2 separate regions of the Mus musculus genome follow, and region 2 is linked to region 1. The links are chromatin loops, found by intact Hi-C in ENCODE. Cell type or tissue: left cerebral cortex. All regions are shown on one strand. Links, peaks and the distances in the headings refer to the core of each region. The heading gives the core; the rest is flanking DNA. Region 1 has its middle 26 kb from the start of Aipl1. Region 2 has its middle 14 kb from the start of Gm22927.

Region 1 (6,432 bases), core at 1,687-4,186:
ACACACACAGTTCTTTCTATCTATTTGAAAATTGGGCTTCCACTCAAGAGATTGTGGGAAAGGTTCCAGTGACTTAAAAAGAAGTCACGGGGTAAGTAGGTGGGGTGATGATTGAGCACCGACGCACAAAGTGGGTGTAGCTTGATGATAGGGTACTCAGCATGTAGGGGTGTAGCTCATAATAGAGTACTTAGCTGGCATGTAGGACACCTTAAGCTTGACCCCTAGAACTACCAAAGTCAAAGGCAAGACTCTTAGAAACATAGCCCAAGGGGGGAGTTCTAGTGCCTGTATTTTGTCACCAAATGGTCAGATAGGCAGGAGAGGACAGGGGAAAGGCTCAGCAGATGAGTAGCAATACGTCCATCCTCAGCTACCAAGATACAGAATAAGGCGCTTCTTAAACCCCTGCTGCAGTCCTGCACCAGATGTGGGCAGCACAACTGCAAGGCAAAGTGGCTGCCATCTGGCAGGGGAGGACCCTTGAGGCAGATTGTTCTTGTAAACGGCCAGGTATTTCTACGTTATGCTGTGTGGACCACACAGCTTCTGTCGCAATGCTTCAACTCCACCACTGTTCTGCAAATCCAGTTACAGACAGGACAGAGATAAGTGGAAGCGGCCGTGTCCTAGCAACACTTTATTTACCAGAGTGGCTGTTTATGCATAAGAACACCGAGACACAGCGGTGCTGTGCACACCTGTGGGCTCAGCATTCTGGAGAAGGGAATAGAACAACTGGAGCACAGGGTTAGAGTCTAGCCTGGGCATCTGGGTAACACCCTGGGTTTTTGTCGTTGTTGTTGTTTTGTTTTGTTTTTAAGCAAGCTGAGCAAGGTGGTGCACACCTTTAATCTCAGCATGCCAGAGACAGACATAGGTGGATTTCTGTGGGCTCAAGGCCTGCCTAGTCTACATAGTGAGTTCCAGGCAAGATATAGATACATAGTAAGACTTGGTCAAAGAAGGAGGAAAAGGAAGGGGGAAAGGGAAGGAGTGGGGACAGAAAAGGAAGGAAGGAAGGGAAGAAGGAAAAAAAACAAAAAAGCTAGGTTGCTCTGAAGGAAGAAAAATCAAGATATAGTCAGAGGGGGCAGGGCTTATGGCCATCAGTGAAAGATGCAGAATCCTTCAAGATTCAGCCCCAGGGAGGGCTTTGAGGCAGAGAAGGATGAACTGGTTTGTACCTGGAAGGGACTTCACTCTGGGTTTTGCTACAATCTGACTCAGTCTGTGTAAATAGGAAAACATCAAGGGAGGGCTGAAACTTCGGTCCATCAGCTAGACTCCAGATCTGCCTGAGGAGTTCCAATTCCCTTGAGAGCCGGAAGACCTATCTCTAATGAATCTGTGTTGACAATAGCCACAGGGTAATTACACGTCATTCTCCATTGCTTTTCAAGTACATCTGTGGTCATAAACTCATGCCAAACCTTGTGGATGGTGCAAGGTGGACCAGGCAAGCCCTTTGTGTTCATTGCTGTGTTCATTGCTGTATTCATGCTGGGACCATGACATCTGACAGACACAACTTCACGCTCACGGTTTCAAAGGAGTCCACGTTCATCCTGATGGGAAAGCATGGTGAAGGTGGTGGCAGGAGGAGTGTGGGACCACACAGGCCAGTTCTATGCCAGCCAAGCTAGACACATCTTGGAAGAAGGGACTTCAGGTGAGAAAATGCCCCCACTAGACTGATATGTGAGCAAGCCTGTGGTGTGTTTTCTTGATTGATGATTGATGTGGGAAGACCCAGATCACTGTCACAGTGCCACCTCTGGGCTGGTTGTCCTGGATGCTCTTAGAAGGAAGACTGAGTAAGTTGGTAAGCATTTTCCTCCATGGCCTCTGCATCAGTTCTTGCCTCCAAGTTCCTGCTTTGGCTTTACTGGATGGTAGACTTCAAACTACAAGACAAAATAAACCCTTTGCTCCCCAAGTTACATTTGGTCATTATTGTTATTGCTGCTATTATTGTTATTATTATTATTATTACTATTACAGAGTAGACATCCTAACTAAGCTGGGAACACAAACTCCTCATGTGGTACAGCCAGGAAGCAGAGAGTGCAGAGGGTCACCAGGGTGAGTGTAACCTCCTAAGACCTGCCCCTAGATGTCTATTTCTACCAGGGAGATCCCTACATCCAGAAGACTCCACTGCCTCCCCTACATCACCACATATGAGCCTGTGGGAACCTTTCACATAAAAACCAAAGTATCCACTCTCTTCATATTACAGAGCAAGACTGAAGGCCTGAGATGTGAAGTGGTCCCTCAGGATCACATGACTAGAAGACCTAGAGATCAGAGCTAATGCTGGAATCACTGAGAGTTCAGCGTTCTCCTAGCCTAACTTGTGGTTCTAACTTGCAAACATTGTGGCCATTCAGTATGCATTTCTGGAATTTAATGCGCATTGAATCAGCTTGTATCTTCTCTAAAGAGACATGATATGAGGCATGTATGTATTTCAAATAAAAAAGGGAGTTTCAATTTTTCAAAGTTTATGAAATGAAGCAGCCCCAAGGCATGTCTTGCAATGAGGTCGGATTTACGCAAAACAAGCCACCAGGTCTGAGAGATGCTCTCTTATCCCCTGACCTCTGGCAAGTCCCTTCCTCACCCAACAGTTTATTCTCAGCTGTTACACAACGGAGTGGGATCAATGCTCACTGGAGTCTCTCTCTACTCGAAGAAAAATGCTTTAATCAATTAGGTCTGGGCATTGGGCCAACATTTTCACATTCTCACCATAAACCATTCTGTAAGCTGTAAGAGGAGGCAGAGGTATTTGGAGTCCTCTGAAAGAAGGCTGAAGTCATCTCCCTCTAGACCACGGATCTCAAGGCCAGCAGGAGCCAAAGACAGGCAGGCCACTGCTGTAAGTTTGCAGGTGACCAGTAAGCCTCTAAAAAAAAAAAAAATCACGGACTTCTCAGACCAATACACTGGGAACTGCTGGTCCTGACTCTGCATTTCACAAAGGCACTAGTCCTGGACAGCATCTCTCTTCCTTCAGCGAGGGATCACAGAAGAGATGATGAGCAGCTAATACAACCTCCACGAGGAGCTGAGAAGATAGCACAATGGGTAATGTGCTTGCAGCACAAGTGTGGAGACCTGGGATTGAGTCCTCAGAATCCACATAAAGTCCGGGAGTGATAGGTCCTATCTGTAATCCCAGCATCCTGCAATGAGATGGAAGCAGAGACAGGAGAACCCCCAGAAGCTGCGGGACCAGCGAGCCTGGACCACACAGCAGAGAACAACAAAAGAAAGGCTCCGTCTCAAACTAGAGAGAAAGCAGAGTCCAAAGGTTATCCTCCAACCTCCACACACAGGCTGTGGCAAGCTTTCCCCTGTGAGTGCACAACCACACACATACAAAGTAAAGAAAGAAAGAGAGAAATGTAAACATTAAAAACTATCATCCACGATCTGGAGGAACTAAAACAACCTCTTGCATATCCGACACTCCTTAAGGGAAGCTCTGTAGCCAGCTCTTCACCAGCAGTGGGTCCCCAGCTCACCCAGCATCTCATCCTGCTTGGTGATGCTCTGAGCAAGTGCCAGCAGAGCCACCTGGCTAGAGGGGCAGGAAGAAAGCAGTTCAGAAATGAGGCTGCTGGGAAGGAAGCGTTTGACGGAACTTCCTGGTTCCTTCTGAATAGTAATGAGTGGTGTGCAGAAGTCAAGATTTTTATTTCTTGTTTTTCAAAAGCCACATTGATGGGAGCAGGCTCACAATACAAACAGTGGTGATTGCAATCACTTGCTGTTCCCATGGTAACAGACAAGATTAAAAGGGCAAACAACAGAGCTGGAACTCTCTTCAGATTAAACTCTCCTGATTTTAATTGCCAGGCAGCACGCTGACACATGAAATCCCAGACTCTGTTTAACAAAATCAAAACCTCCCCTCTGCTACCGACGGGATTAATTCAGGCTGACCAGACTAGTCCTCACTCTCCCCGTGCAGGGCTTGAAGCACCACAAAAAGTCAAGCCTTGCATACCTCCAGCACCAGAGGGTCCATTACCTGCAGCAGAGAATCCCTCTGTGTTGCCCCAACTGCTAATCTCCATTAATAAGCTCCTGCTTTCATGGCCACCAGCGCCAAGCAGTTTTGTGCTTCCTGCCTTGCAAATGAGGGAACTGCAGCTTGGAGAGATTAGAGTTAAGTGCTAGACACTCAGTACCATCCTGTCTGTCCCCAAACCCAAGATACTTTGCCAACCCTCTGCCTCTGGAGGAAGGAATGGAAAAGTGTGGAGATGATTGGCTTGCAGGGGTGACATGACATAGAAAGGCCAGAGACAGCTGGGCAGTTGACACCTGGCCCTGACCCAACAGTTCCCTGCTAGCCCTTGTCCCTCCCCAGAGAAACTGTAATTCTAACTGAGAGCTCAGCTCTACCTTGGTGCCACTCAGCAGGGTGGTGGTGTTGTAGTAATAATATTCTTGGATTTTCTTCATTCCATGGTGCCTGCTTTCCCCGGCTCCAGCTTCTTTCTCTCCTGGGTGGTGAGTTTTCACCTCACACAGCTGCTTGGAGTTTGATCAAGTTGGTACAAAGCCACCTCGGCAAGCCTAGGGAGAAAGAGCCCTTCAGAAAAACAACACTGAAATAAAACAACAAAAGATTCACTGGGAAATAATGATTGAACAAGCCATGCAGGGCATCTGCTCTCCAGCCCCAGATAAACAAAGTCAATCTCTAAACCATGTAGTCAGGCATTATTTACTGCTCAACTTCTTATTGGGCACCTACAGTATTCAAAAGAAAATTGCTACATCATTCAACACAGGGACGTGCAGCAGGTGCTGCCACCAGCATCCACCAGAGCAAGATACAAAGTATACAATATACATGGTGCTGGACTACTGATGCTGAGACATTATCCTGGAAGGCTTAGGAAAGTAGTCTTTTCATCACTTGTTCAGCTACTGCTGCTCTATAAGGGTGAATAGAAGTCTAGAAGCCAGCTTTTTGGAGAAGACAGTAAGAGATCAAACACACCCCCCATCCCAACCCAAGTTCCCTGGAGGGGCAAGAAGAGGGAAAATAAAACACAGAAACTGATCTTGGGAATAACAACTGGGCTGAACAGGGAGAAATGAGGAGTTCGGAGGAGAAGGGGTTATTGAGAAACAACCTTGGAAACAAGTAGCTGAAGCCAGGGGAGGAAATAGCTCTTGAAAAGCATGTTGTTACAAAGATGCGGTAGTAGGGACTCCACCAGTCAGTCTCGGGGATTGCCCTTGGAATCCTTGCTACTGGAAGAGGAAGAACATGGGAGAGAGCAAGCAGGGAGGAAGGGCTGCAAGCCAAGCCAAGAGGTCCAACAACTAGCCCAGTGTGATAAGAGAAAGAAACTAATGGGGGGAAAGAAAACAAGGCTTTTCTCCCCATTCCACCTCCCAAAGCCTCTGTCTAGCCAAACTGGAAGCCAAAAAGTGCATGACCTTTGTGACCCAAGACAGACAGCCTCTCAGGATACAGAGAAAAGCAGCCAGTAAAGGGGAGCTGAAATCATCCGAAAGGCAGCAATAGCTAAGCCCCACATGAAGGGAAGTGTCTCAGGGACACACACACTTATCCCACTAAAGTGATCCCTGCTGCTCCCCAAACCGTCTGAAATCAGCAGGCAGTGAGTGAGGATGGAGGGAGGTGATGCTGACAGAGGGCAGGCCGACTGAAACGGTACGGCAGGGAGACAGAGACGGCGTTGCCACAGTGACCCAGAACAAGGGAAGGAGTGGGCTGCTCACCACGCCCACACATGAGAAGTTTCAGGAATTAGATACAAAGATACCCCAGGGAACTTTGATCATTGGAACCATCCTGGACCAAACACAGATGGTGGACAAAAGTAAGGATGCCCAGGCCTGCCAGAGGCCTTCTTCACCCCAGCAACAGGGTGCTTTCCACTTGCAGGTAGAGGTGGTTGATTAGGGAGATGTACACAAAAGGCCATCCACAAGGATGGTCAGAGAAGTCCATACACTAAATCCCAAGCAAGCCCCAGTCCACTGTTTCAATTGCTGCCAGCCACACATACCCTTTCAGGCAGGGCTCTTCATAGCCTGAAAAGCCTAGGACAGGAAGTCTATAAGATGCAGATACCGGAAGACCCCAACCTTAACCCTATTCTATAATTATTCTATGGCTAAGCCCCTATTCCTGATTCTCTTGTCACTGTGAGCTCCCTGCATCTGCAGAAACATAGTCAACTGTTTAGGCCTCACCCAGTGCCTGGAGAGTTGGCAGAGCAGTAAAGAGTGCATACTGTCCTTAAAGAGAATGTGGGTTTGGCTCAAGTCCCCACTTCAGGGAGTTCACAACTACTTGTAACTCCAGTTCAGGGGATCTAACGCCTTCTCTTCTGGCCTCTGCAGGCACTGCACTCACATACACAGACAACAAAC
Region 2 (6,432 bases), core at 2,315-4,814, 150 kb before region 1:
CTCTAGTCTTAGGATAGTTACCACACAAAGCACCCAGAAGTCAGCTTCTTTCCCTTGCTGTGATAAAACAACAGAAAAATCAGCCTAAAACAAGGATCAGGAGGGTAGGGAGATAGCTCAGTAAGCAAAGTGCTTGCCTTGCAAGCATGAAGATCTGTGTTTGAGCCCCTACCCCACCCCCAAGCCCACAATATAAACCTGAGTGCAGTGACATGGATTTGTAATCCCAGCAGTGGGATGAATCTCTCTACAGAGAGAGAAAGGTCCCTGGGACTTTTTAGCTAACCAGCCTATTTAAGCAGTAACCGTGTCTCAAAAACAAAGTGTCCACGCACAGACCTGAAAATTCACACACACACACACACACACACACACACACACACACACACACACACACACAGAGGGGGAAGGGGAGGGGAGGGAGGAGAGAGACAGAGAGTTAGCTTCTGAGGTCTCTGTGAACAGTCTCCATTGGTAGGTACCTATAGTGAGGATGTTCGTGGTAGAACAGGAATGTTCACTTCATACGAGCTAGGAGGAAAAGCCAGAGTGGAGAACAGGCTCCAATACCCCTCCAAAAATATGGCCCCCAATGACCAAATTCTCCTCTGATGCTCCCTGACTATCAAGGGCCCATCATCTCTCAGTAGCACCAGGGGCTGAGGCCAACACCTACTACATTTGAGCCTTTGAGAAACACTCCTGACCCAACAGTAGCATCCAAAACAAAGAAATCCCAGAGGCCCGTGGAAATGCTCGTGGCTCTGATTCCATCTTCGCACAAATGCCCAGACAGAAGTTTAACAGGACAACCTGTCAATTAGATGTCAGTGAGCTGTTAGAAGAGGGCAGCGTCTCATCAGGCACAAATCACATTGTCACCTAATGAACTAGAAAAGCAGATAAATGTCCATGGATAACGGTGGACTTACCAATCTTAGATATGTAAAGTCTTTTGATTTACTAGTAATTCAGTATCAAGATAATTAGCTATCCATTAGGAACACAAGCACCATTTACACTGGCCACTGTTTTCTGAATCTCCCTAAGTGCCTCCCCTTCCACACTTCCTCCTCTTGGTGGCCATGACTATTGCTTATTTGAGACAATGTATCTCATGTACTGACAATTATCAGGGGGAAGGAAATTCTCTAGACTGCCATGGAAATCAGGGGTTGCTGAGTTCGCTTCTGCTCCACAGACTGGTACTGGAAGCAAAGGCTAGTCCACTATATCATCTCTGCTGAGCCCCTTCACCCACATTGCATCTTACTTCTCATTAACTGAATTACCTCATTATTATCTCAATGCCAACTCACAGAAACCACATTATTTTAACCACATCACACCCCAACTCCCCTGTAAATGTTTCCAATGTGTAGGAATTATATGGAAGCCAGAGGCTCTTGTGAGTATTACACGGAGAAAGCAGTCGTCGATTCTAGCCATTAAGATTTGATGAGCTTGAGTCTGAATCATGTGGCTTTGTGCAGTCGGAGAAGGAAGGGTCCATGCAGGCTTGGGAGAGACTTCATCATGGGAGTGAAAGGTTTGGGCTGGAAAGCACCCTTGATTCATAAGGGGAAGAGTTCCACTGAAAATATATATGACTAGTACATTTGAAAACTACTAAAAAATAAGTATGGAAATGGAGGACATGCATGGCAGGGCCAAGGGTCATTTGATGAGGATGTTAGTGCCTCCTAGAGATAAGCTAGATAGGGGGAAGGGGTTCCTCTCTTACAGGATTACATAGACTTGGGTGGCTAAGGTATCATGGAGGGGAGGGACCCTGATTCCTACTCCTGGATGCTAAGGCTTACAAACACTTAGTAGAAAGTCTGGGGAGTGAGATTCTGCTCAAGGAGAAAAAGAATGACATCTTTGTGTTTGCTTCCTGGGATCTTGTGTTGACTTGTAGCTGAGCATGCTTGCTGTAGACTGGGTAAATGACCGTGGTGTGCTATCTAGTAACACAGATTCTCACCGGTTGTTCTCGAAGAAAACTGTGAAATCACCATTAACCTGCCTACAAACACGGAAAGTGAGGGTTCTCTGTTTGGGAGCGCAAGCTGAAGGTCTGGGGCACCCTATCCTGTACCTCTCAGACTCCTCCTGCTAGGCTCATTTGGGGAGGGCCCAAGAGGAATGGAGTGGAGGCTGCTGCAGAGAAATCTTGCTTAGTTCTACATGAACCGTACTGTGAACTGCAGTATGTCTTGGGGAATGAGCCCTGCTTTGGGCAGTTCTTTAAGGAGAACTGACCCTGAGGAGAGCAGGAGGATGCTACCAACCTGCTTCACCTCTAGAAAACAGAACTAGAAGAGCCCACAAGGATCCTTAGAGAGAATGAATAAGAGGCTGCCACCCTAGACCTATTAGCTGGAGTTTCCTTTGAAAGGGGCGTGTATTCCCAATGATAGCCATGTCATACTTAGTAACTGCTGACCCAGTGGACAATGGGAAGGAGGTCTGTGTGTGTGAGGGATCCAGTTAGTCTAAGCTGAGTGAGACTTCACTCTGATTGGACTGTGGGGTTCCCAGGGAGGGTTTGGTCCCTTGATGTCTGTGTGCAGCTGCATCCTCAGGAGATGCCAGTCCCTCTTTGTAACATTCTTTGCTTCCTCTCTTTGAAGAACAAAGAGCTGTTAGGAAAGTGTTTCTTCAAGGTTACCATCTGTCTATCAAGAAATCCCTGAGAGATAATGTCTGTGCTGATGACTCCAACGTCTCCTGTGAGCCACTACATCCTAGACAGCAGAGAGTCAGCTGAGGCAAGACATATGGAGCATAGTCCAAGAAGCCAGGTTTTCTTTTTTTTTTCCATTTTTTATGAGGTATTTAGCTCATTTACATTTCCAATGCTATACCAAAAGTCCCCCATACCCACCCACCCCCACTCCCCTACCCACCCACACCCCCTTTTTGGCCCTGGCGTTCCCCTGTACTGGGGCATATAAAGTTTGCATGTCCAATGGGCCTCTCTTTCCAGTGATGGCCGACTAGGATATGCAGCTAGAGTCAAGAGCTCCGGGGTACTGGTTAGTTCATAATGTTCCACCTATAGGGTTGCAGATCCCTTTAGCTCCTTGGGTACTTTCTCTAGCTCCTCCATTGGGAGCCCTGTGATCCATCCATTAGCTGACTGTGAGCATCCACTTCTGTGTTTGCTAGGCCCCGGCATAGTCTCACAAGAGACAGCTACATCTGGGTCCTTTCGATAAAATCTTGCTAGTGTATGCGATGGTGTCAGCGTTTGGATGTTGATTATGGGGTGGATCAGCATTGGTTGTTCTCCAGATCTCAATAAAGAAGGACTTAGAGTTGACAGTAACTATTTAATCAAGATGTGACTTTAAATGGCTGTACTGACACAGATTACTTTATGATAGCCATGTGGCATCAGCTGCTATCATTTAAAACAGAGACTGATAAGTGTAAATAGTCTCACCTTAGCTCATGGAGCCAACAACGGTAGGGTCAGGGTGGGAGTCTGTATAGCAAGACTCATCTCTCCTTCGACCCCCATTTCAGCACACTGTGGTGTTTCGCCATCCACTGGCCTAGGAACTGTGGTAACAGGGCTGTGGTAGCAGAAGATGGAACTGGGGATACAGCAGGAAACAGCTATGGAACAGTGGGCGGCTATCTTCCTGCTCCTGACCAGCCATCTTAGACTGACCTATCAGAACAGTAATTGCTCCGGGCCTGCCCCACCCTAAGTGTCCTCCAGGACAGGAGAGGGCCCTGAGGAAGAAGCAGTCCCACATGAATCAGAGTTAACCTGTGCTGATCGCTGGCTCCCTAAATCAAGAAGCTGGCAGATTTTCTGGGTGAGAATCAATCTTGCTGTCCCTGTGGTAAATACCATAATCCTTTTTCCAGTGTGGTTCAGAGAATGTAACTGCCATGCCTATGATTTATTCGAAAATATTCTGCCAGGTTTCGTGAATGAGTGGGGAGTCAACACTTTGAAATGGGAGGTCAGGGCACTTCCCCCTCATGGTAGATGCTCCAGCAGGCTGCCAGCTCCCACCCGTGCCCCTCACACAAGGAACCTGTAGCCACCAGGACAAGGGGGCATGGGAACTGAGGGTGAGCACTCACACACCAAGATGGTCCTTCCTTAGCCACTGGCACAGGCCACAGGCAGGCAAACCTGTCAGAAGATAGCCAGGTCCTCCTTTTGGAGGAAGCCATTTCTGGAGTTCTACTTCTTTGATATTTTTATAATTTTTTTCTTATTACTCGGAAAAAAAACAAACAGAATATGTTTACATTATTTGTAAATGAAAAAATAGAGAAATTTCCAGAAAAAAAATGAGAATCTCCCTTCAGCACTTTCCACCCACTTGAGCTCCCAGATTTCTTTTCTTCTCCCAGGAAAAGCACTATTAAACACATTAGCACTTATAAATCTCGCTGCATTCAGAAACACATATGCCTTTCTCATGTAAAGAGATTCATTTGTTTACATATGAGCTATAATTTGTCTATATATACATTATATTATTTGTGTATGTGATAGTATACACATATATTCATTTCTCATGGCTGTGACAAAATATCTGACACAAATATCTTATAGGAGGGAACTTACTCTGGCTCACACTGTCAGAGATTTCAGTTCACCCTGGCGGGGAGCACACCACGGTGCCTGGGGAGAGGAGAGAGAAAGCACATTTGTGAAAGTCACACCACGGTGCCTGGGAAGCAAAGAGAAAAGTGCCGACTCTGCAGGTCCTCTCCTCTTCCGCATTTATTCTACCCAGGCCTCCAGCCTAAGCAAGGGTTCTATACACATGCAGGGAAACCTTACCCACAAGTCAATTATCTCAGGAGCTGCTCCTAGACACCCAGAAAGTGTTTTACCATCTCTGAGACACTCTGTAGTCCTGTCAAGATTGACTACTATAGTATAGCACTTTATATCTAACACTGACTATATCATATGTGTGTGTGTGTGTGTGTGTAGATATATATGCATGAATATGTAATATATTCATATATACATATATGTGTGTGTGATTATATATGTGCATATATATGCATATGCACATATATGTAGACGCACACACACATCTAGGTGGGCCAGGAAGCAGAGGGAAGCGAGCACTACCGCCTGGATCACTTTTCCCTGTTTCCTATCTAGACCCCAGCCCATGGAATGGCACTGCCTACTTTCAGGACAGATGCTACCCCTCAGTTAATCAGTACTGGAAATGCCCTCAGGATACATCCAAAGATGGACCTCTGGATCTAATCAGATTGTCAATCAAAATTCATTATCACATTAAAATACTTCATATCACTTCCTTGCCTGCCTTTTAATCTTGTTGTGTCTTCCTTGTTCAGATATTATAAATATTTTATGAATCCGGATCTGACTGGCTTTTCATTTATGACTTCTGTATTCTTCGGCTTGTGTGGAAAGCTTTGCTGCCCCAGGCTTTCTATACTTTGTGCTAAAATGTCTACGCCTCTCCATCTCAAGATCACTCAGCCTGCAGCTCTGCTCTTATCTTCATATTTGCCTCCAGAATGCACTCTCCATTCACACAGAGCCCACAGTGCCCAGGAGCCTGGGGAGATGGTGAGGAAAGAGAAAAGACCTGTGAGAAGGCAGGCTAATTCCTTCTTCAGGCAGAGGCAGGAGGCAGTGGCCAGCCATGGGAATGCAGGGCAGAATGGGCAGTTGGAACTGGAGTGTGTAGCTTGCCATAGAGTGCAGGAAGGAAGAGAGCCCCGCAAGCAGCTCCTGTAGCTTCTTCCTAAGCAGCATGTGGATCCTTCACAGTGCAGTTACACTGGTGTTCCCGGAAGCTGTGCCTCTTATGCTCTAGAAAGAAGCTAGGGAATGGATGAGCCATGAACTAACAGATATGAGAGGCAAAGAAGGGGAACGTGGAAAAGAAGGGGAACACGTGCAAATATTCACTGCTGCACTTGTGGCGTTTCTGCTGTGGATAGTGTTGTTCTAGAACTGAGGCTACAGCTGGGAGCACAATAAGACAGGCAAATCCCTGCTGGTGGAAGATACCACCCAATGAAGGAAATGATCCACAAGCAAGCAGGCAAGAGGACGTGTTATATCCTGCTAGGCATCAAGTTGAGTTATGAGGGCAGTAAAGAGCAATGACCAGCAAGTACTGTGAGTTTATTGCAAGCCTGTCAATGCATCCATACACTAACCCTTCAAAGAATGCCACTAAATAGAATTATCATTTGGATGTAACATGGAGACATGAAAGTTATTATATAACTCAGAGTAGGAACCAAGTTGTTGGAACAAAGATACTGCAATATGTTGTGGTCCCAAAAGAGATGAAGTCAGTTTTCTCTCGGAGGGAGCTGTGGAGTCCAGAACCAGTGGAAATTTCTGTTCTATGGCTATTTTTCAGGAATTCTGGATCTTTCTTCTTTTTTCTCTGC

The links. Peaks named below come from ENCODE experiments on the same cell type or tissue, not always from the same donor. Only the 100,000 strongest peaks of a DNase experiment are listed, where the experiment ranks them.
Region 2: it touches region 1 in a loop (3-fold over the local background); 10 of 42 quality-filtered maps call a loop at or near these places.

The regions. Positions count from the first base shown.
Region 1 is chr11:72,007,815-72,014,246 of GRCm38, forward strand. No RefSeq gene overlaps it. Among named protein-coding and RNA genes, the nearest start is that of Aipl1, 26 kb to the right of the region's middle. In left cerebral cortex, for the core only: no CTCF peak of the experiment used is centred there; DNase peaks (open chromatin) are centred at 2,724 and 3,622.
Region 2 is chr11:71,858,637-71,865,068 of GRCm38, forward strand. No RefSeq gene overlaps it. Among named protein-coding and RNA genes, the nearest start is that of Gm22927, 14 kb to the left of the region's middle. In left cerebral cortex, for the core only: no CTCF peak of the experiment used is centred there; no DNase peak of the experiment used is centred there.